Linked DNA regions of Homo sapiens: region 1 is linked to region 2. The links are chromatin contacts, found by Hi-C in ENCODE. All regions are on one chromosome and are shown on one strand. Each heading gives the region's core, a stretch centred on a gene start or an enhancer-like site at or near the end of the contact. The rest is flanking DNA. Distances are from core to core; before and after follow the strand shown.

What was found. A loop is a pair of places that touch in the nucleus more often than their neighbours do. Pooled maps may share reads with other maps.
Region 1: a map of HepG2 shows a loop between it and region 2 (9-fold over the local background). The contact joins two enhancer-like sites. A Hi-C loop is called at or near these places in 5 of 168 maps with a recorded cell type or tissue (HepG2, IMR-90, MCF 10A and 2 more), 17 of 37 single-sample maps with no recorded cell type and 15 of 50 pooled maps.

What each region holds. Positions count from the first base shown.
Region 1 is chr9:76,296,410-76,299,714 of GRCh38, reverse strand. It overlaps PCSK5 (proprotein convertase subtilisin/kexin type 5), which reads right to left. Exons shown (of 38, transcript NM_001372043.1): 27 at 2,850-3,050. Among named protein-coding and RNA genes, the nearest start is that of RFK, 96 kb to the left of the region's middle. Within about 2 kb of position 1,899, at least 12 of the 41 ENCODE cell types and tissues checked have a DNase peak (open chromatin) inside an H3K27ac peak, as active enhancers do.
Region 2 is chr9:76,701,325-76,704,765 of GRCh38, reverse strand. PRUNE2 (prune homolog 2 with BCH domain) reads left to right here. Exons shown (of 19, transcript NM_015225.3): 8 at 1-5; 9 at 667-1,429. Among named protein-coding and RNA genes, the nearest start is that of PCA3, 61 kb to the left of the region's middle. Within about 2 kb of position 1,250, at least 2 of the 41 ENCODE cell types and tissues checked have a DNase peak (open chromatin) inside an H3K27ac peak, as active enhancers do.

The sequences.
Region 1 (3,305 bases), core at 650-3,149, 410 kb after region 2:
GAATATTATATATTTTTGTTTGTTCGTTTGTTGTTGTTGTTGTTTTAGATGGAGTCTCTCTGTTGCCCAGGCTGGAGTGCTGTGGCACAATCTCAGCTCACTGCAACCTCTGCCTCCTGGGTTCAAGTGATTCTTGCACCTCAGCCTCCTGAGTAGCTGGGATTACAGGTACTGACCACCACGCCCGGCTAATTTTTTTTGTATTTTTAGTAGAGATGAGGTTTCACCATGTTGGCCAGGTTGGTCTCGAACTCCTGACCTCAAGAGATCCACCCGCCTCGGCCTCCCAAAGTGCTGGGATTATAGGCATGAGCTACCACGTCCGGCCTTGAATATTGGTTTTATTCCTGCCATTTAGGGACACTAAATAATTGTCACAATATACTAGTGACCAGGAGAGAGGGTCTGGGGATGATCTATACATTTGTGCAGTGACTTTTTGGTGGCTGAAAAAACAGAGAGTCGAGCACAATCTTTGATTACTTAGTCTTAGCTGGAGGATTTGTCAGGCATTGTCTGATAGGTGGAGGAATCTGCATCCTTAGACTAGGTAGGAGGTATTCCCACTTTGTTGGCAGTTGGCAAAGAATGGTGGCTCTCTCACTGTTGTCATTCTCATTCTGATTAGCCACCTTATTAAAAGAGGAGTTCAGGGAACTCTAGCTGGACTTTTATTTCAAGGGTGTTTTCCCAGCCTGTGCTGATAGATGCTCATGGGGTTGGTTGTAGTCTTCAGACGCAAACAGGATCTTATTGTTTCCACTGGGGAGCAGCATGGGTGAAGGAATGGATTGAAGTGTGTGTCATCTTACCTTTCCTACCTGAATCTGAATCTGTGTTTGAAAAACAAAATAAAACAAAACCCAAAATGAAACAGAAAAACGTTCTGGTACCACCTAGGCAGCTATATCCTCTCAAAAACACTCTGTAATTTGCCTGGGTTTCCTCTGAATTGACCCAGGATGACTGCAATCTGCTTTCCATCATCTGAAAGGTGTGGCTAATTAGTGCTTGTTCTCTGGAAGCCTCTCCTCTCCTATTACACTCTCGATCCTGTTTTTTTTAAGCAAAAGAAGTCAGGAGAAGGTTGTAGGCATTGGCTCAAATACTCCCAGGACTTTATGGAATGCATTTCCCATTTACTATCCATTTCAGTGCTTACACTATGCTGGGGGAAGCTGAGCTACAGCTTTACCTTGCTTAGTGAATAAATGGCTATTTCTCTGTGTTAATGGTCTGCATGTCTTATTTCATAGGTCATGGGAATGGGAAAGTACAGCTCTGTCGTTGACTTGATTGCTTTTGTCCAGCCATGAGAAACACTCTCATCTCTGTCCCCAATCCCCTATTAGTGAAAAATCCCCAAATGCACTAATTCCTCCCTCTCCTCAAAAACATTACATTGTGATAGTAGAAAATGTGGAGGGGTGGGTGTGGTGCTTCGACAAAAGGGAACCACTGAAGCCTGGTTTCTGCTTGCAAAATGCGTAGTCCAGTTGAAGGGACGTGGAATCATTTGGGGAATCAAGCCTGCTCTAACTCTTGGCTCCCTGGACCGTGTCATCATCTGGACGCCAGATAAAATACAGATGTTCAGCTAGAAACACAGCACCAGACCATTTTCCTTTTGGCTTGCACTGCCTCTTAAATGCCTGAATGCCAAACAAACTCATTTTCAGCATTTTGCTTCAGCTATAACTCACAGAAGATAGCCCAATCTGGATTGAATAATCTTCTCGGCTCTGTCTCTGAAATAGGGCCCGTGTTCTCCGTGGCCTTTGGCTGCTGGGCTTTCCACGGTCTCTGAGCTGCTCTTCCTTGAAGTCACATGTGTAAAACTGCCGTAGTAGACAGCAGCCATGGACGTGCCTCCTCTCCAGCCCAGCAAAAACCACAGAGCTGTCACTCCCTCGAGCCCTTAGCACACTCCTCCTGTACAGCACTCTCTTCGGCTGCCGTTGCCTTTGCACCGAAGTGACCCTTTTAACAAATTCTTGCCTCGAAATCAAATGAAGAGCAGCTCCTGTTTTTGTGACTGTCTCCGCATAGAACATGAGTCAGATTTTTCCAACAGGAAGAGGATTTTGTTTTTTAACCACCTCGGTCACAGAGGGGTCGCTGAAAGTTTGTAATTACCTTGCAAGGAAGCCTATAACTGACGCTCAAGTGTGAGGAGGCGCGTTCTAAAGACTCGGGGAGGAATGAGCACCTGCAGGGCTTTGCTGTTGGATTCCAAGCTCCCACACCTGTCCCCTCTCCTCCCTCCTCAGAAGCTTCACGCTTTCCCTGTCTGCAACTGGGAAGAGCAACTTTTAAAGGCAAGCTTGACTGACGGTGAGCTCTAATAACGCAGCCATAGAGACCGTCTGTTTTTAGCATAAAATCTAATACATTCGAGCAGTTCTTGCTTGTCTAATTGGAAAAGCCTACCCTACAGGTAAAATTTTCCTTTACTGTAAAAAGGACATGTAATAAGGACGTAGGACATGCCTGTGATAGAAGTGACTCCGAAATTTCTGAGAAAATGATACCAGGGCCATTTCCCTCCGTGACTCTCTTCACTTGCTTCCGGGCCTGCTTCACCCAGGTAGAAACTCAAGCAGGTAGACTAATTATAAATTGCCCTTTGGGCTCTCTCTGCTGGCTGAATGCCAACCTCAGCTTCCTACCCACTCCTACTGCAAGCATCAGAGAGACTCAGGAACGATCCCAACTTGATTCTCACTCCAAACTCTTGTTTTTCTGCACAGCCTTTCTCTCCTGGATAACTAAAAAAACCAGAGTTATAGAAGGAGGGAAGCAGAGTAGGTCGCTAGACCCCTGTGACCTCTTTTTTGGGGGGCACATACCATTCCAGAATTTGCCCTCCTCCTGGGTCTTGGTGGCATGCACGCACATCCCACGCAGCAGCTGCAGTCCTTCCTGGCAGCTGCTGCACTCGTCATGACCAGGGCCTGTGCAGGTTTCGCATGCTCGGTGGCAGGACTCACATTCTCCCATTTCTTGGTCACCATAGAATCCAGGACCACATTTCCTCACACAACTGCCACCTATGTGAGAACACAGAGAGAAAGCATGAAGGCTTTAGTGATCTTTGCAAGGCCAAGTTCTAAAGAGGCTGGAGGAAATTTTAGGGACATTTTTCTTTGCATTTGTTTTTATTATTATTTTTGAGATGGAGTCTCTCTCTGTTGCCCAGGCTAAAGTGCAGTGGCATGATCTCGGCTCACTGCATCCTCCACCTCCCGGGTTCAAGCAATTCTCCTGCCTCAGCCTCTTGAGTGACCGGGACTACAGGTATGTGT
Region 2 (3,441 bases), core at 1-2,500:
AAATGGTAAGAAACATTCCATTCTTCCACTTCCAAGAAACTGCTGCGTTGATTAAACTAGTGCATATTTGTAAGACACACTCTTCCTACCAATGAGGGTAGAGAGAAAACTAACTACATTTTCAAGGCATGCCTCACTAAGTCCTGTATTATAACAGCAGTAAAATCTAGTGCATATGTAATACCTATTCCTGATAGTGCACGAGAAAATCGAATGACTCTACAAAATAAAAATATTTTCTAGCTGGGCGCGGTGGCTCACGCCTGTAATCTCAGCACTTTGGGAGGCCAAGGAGGGGGGATCACCTGATGTCAGGTGTTCGAGACCAGCCTGGGCAGCATGGTGAAACCCCATGTCTACTAAAAATACAAAAATTAGCTGGGCGTGGGGGCAGGTGCCTGTAGTCCCAGCTACTCGGGAGGCTGAGGCAGAAGAATAGCTTGAAACCAGGAGGTGGAGGTTGCAGTGAGCCGAGATCACACCATTGCACTCTATCCTGGGTGACAGAGCGGGACTCTGTCTCAAATGAATGAATGAATAAATAAATAAAATATATAAAAAATATTAAATTACCTCTTTTAGATGATCATTTGCAAGGATCACAAATCACACAATGTGTTAATTAAACCTTTTTCTCCTCTTCTCACTTTCAACTTCCACTTCTAGGTGCCAGCAAGGAAATATCAGAATTGGAAGAAGAAAAAACAATTCCTACCAAAGAGCCTGAGCAGATAAAATCAGAATACAAGGAAGAAAGATGTACAGAGAAGAATGAAGATCGTCATGCACTACACATGGATTACATACTTGTAAACCGTGAAGAAAATTCACACTCAAAGCCAGAGACCTGTGAAGAAAGAGAAAGCATAGCTGAATTAGAATTGTATGTAGGTTCCAAAGAAACAGGGCTGCAGGGAACTCAGTTAGCAAGCTTCCCAGACACATGTCAGCCAGCCTCCTTAAATGAAAGAAAAGGTCTCTCTGCAGAGAAAATGTCTTCTAAAAGCGATACGAGATCATCTTTTGAAAGCCCTGCACAAGACCAGAGTTGGATGTTCTTGGGCCATAGTGAGGTTGGTGATCCATCACTGGATGCCAGGGACTCAGGGCCTGGGTGGTCTGGCAAGACTGTGGAGCCGTTCTCTGAACTCGGCTTGGGTGAGGGTCCCCAGCTGCAGATTCTGGAAGAAATGAAGCCTCTAGAATCTTTGGCACTAGAGGAAGCCTCTGGTCCAGTCAGCCAATCACAGAAGAGTAAGAGCCGAGGCAGGGCTGGCCCGGATGCAGTTACGTTGCAGGCTGTCACCCATGACAATGAATGGGAAATGCTTTCACCACAGCCTGTTCAGAAAAACATGATCCCTGACACGGAAATGGAGGAGGAGACAGAGTTCCTTGAGCTCGGAACCAGGATATCAAGACCAAATGGGTAAGCAAAAAGCTAGATTTATTTTTTTTCCTGAAAAGCAATTTATTTAGAAACCTGGGAAATGGTTAGAGGTTATGGAATATGAGGAATACCTGGATGATAGCAGCTTTGCTTATATTGAATGCAAGGCACACCATCAGTAAAAGCAGCTACTAGATAACTATAACCATAATGATAATTTATGTACATTTTCAGCCAAAAAGCCCCTTCAATTTTCATTCAGTCTTATACCTACCCCCCAACTGCCACCCCACCTACTTGAATACCTACATGACTCTTCAACAGGCAGTTGGGAATACAAGGAAGTGACACTAACATTTAATCAGCACCTACTATGTGCAAGGCAGTTTGCATACATTATCTCATTTAATCCTAACATGCCAGTGGGGGGAATGGAAGGAGTAGGGTTGAGTAGGGGGATTCAAGGCTCAGAAATTTTCTATAATTTGCCTAGAATTAAGTAACCAGAGTGAACACCTGGGATTCGAAGCTTGCCACCTCCAAAGCCTGTACTTTCTCAGTTGACACACCGCTTAGCATACAGAGGCATTTTCATATTTTCAAATACAAGGCATTTTCTGGTTTTATGTAAGCACCTAACTTATAGTTAGATAAGAGACAGGCTCCACAGCAGTCTCCAAATCTCAGTGTAACACATTCATTCCCTAATTGGCAGAGAAATTGGCAAACTGTCATTAAATCAGTGATTCATTCATTCATTCATTCACCATGTGGTTTTTGAGAGCTTGCTCTGTGCCGTGGTTCTGGGTAGCCAATGGGCATATATCAGGGAATAGGATGTCATCACTGCCCTCAAGCTTCCAGTCTCTGCTGAAACTGTTTAGCATTCTTCATTTCTCTTCATTTGTGTTTATGAAGCCCACCTGCTTCCAGGGACAAAAGAACAAATTGTGAAAAGTAACTTAAGTAACGGGGAAAGTCATGTTTTCTCCTTAAAATGTAATAGAGAAAAGATATCGGCCAGGTGCGGTGGTTCATACCTGTAATCCCAACACCTTGGGAGCCCAAGGTGAGTGGATCACTTGAGGTCAGGAGTTTGAAACCACCCTGGCTAACATGGTGAAACCCCGTCTCTACTAAAAATTCAAAACTTAGCTGGGGTGGTGGCAGCACCTGTAATCCCAGCTACTTGGGAGGCTGAGACAGGAGAATTGCTTGAACCTGGGAGGTGGAGGTTGCAGTGAGCCGAGATCGTGTGACTGCACTCCAGCCTGAGTGACAGAGCCAGACTCCGTCTCAAAAAAAAAAAAAAGCGAGAAAAGATATATTTTTGCTACTCAGCTTGGGAGTGTAAAGGACTATACACATCACATACCCACAGTGAGTCAAGGAATCTGGATTCCAGCCTGCCTCTACCATGACTGATTATACATTTTAGGATTAATCCCAGGCTTAGGTTTTCTCATGCGTAAAATTAGTGAGTTGGGCTGAAAGATCTCAAGGCTTCCTGCAGTATTAAATTCTGGGAACTTAATTTGTGTGGAAACAGAATGTGTCCAGGGGAGCTTTGGCATTCACAAATTACATTTCTTGATGAAAGGAACAAGGACAATGGAAAGAATAGCTGGGGTATGTTGAGGATTAGCCAAGTGCAGAAGGGGTTAAAAGCTCTACCATATTCCAGGGCAGCTTCATAAATCCAGACATTGTCAGCTGGCCTAATCCTTCTTTCTTCCTGTCAAGCTATTTTCTTCCAGAGAGACCCCAGATCCGTTATCAGAAAGAGAGTAGCAGATGGATCCCAGCAGCCCTGCTGGCATTGTTATAGATTGAGCTCAGAACTCAGGCAGCCATGAGTTGGCTGAGCTATTGTTTGGCTTCTTGTGTGCATTTTGCACATGCCCCGAGATCCAACAGATGACAGTCAGTGTTCAATTGTGCCACCAGCACCTTTTCTTTCAACAAGATTTCTTTGCTCATCCCTTTCTGCTCAGCTTTTGTAGTACTGAAACTTTTCTCACAATGGGGATGGGGCAGATTTTCCCTCCGGC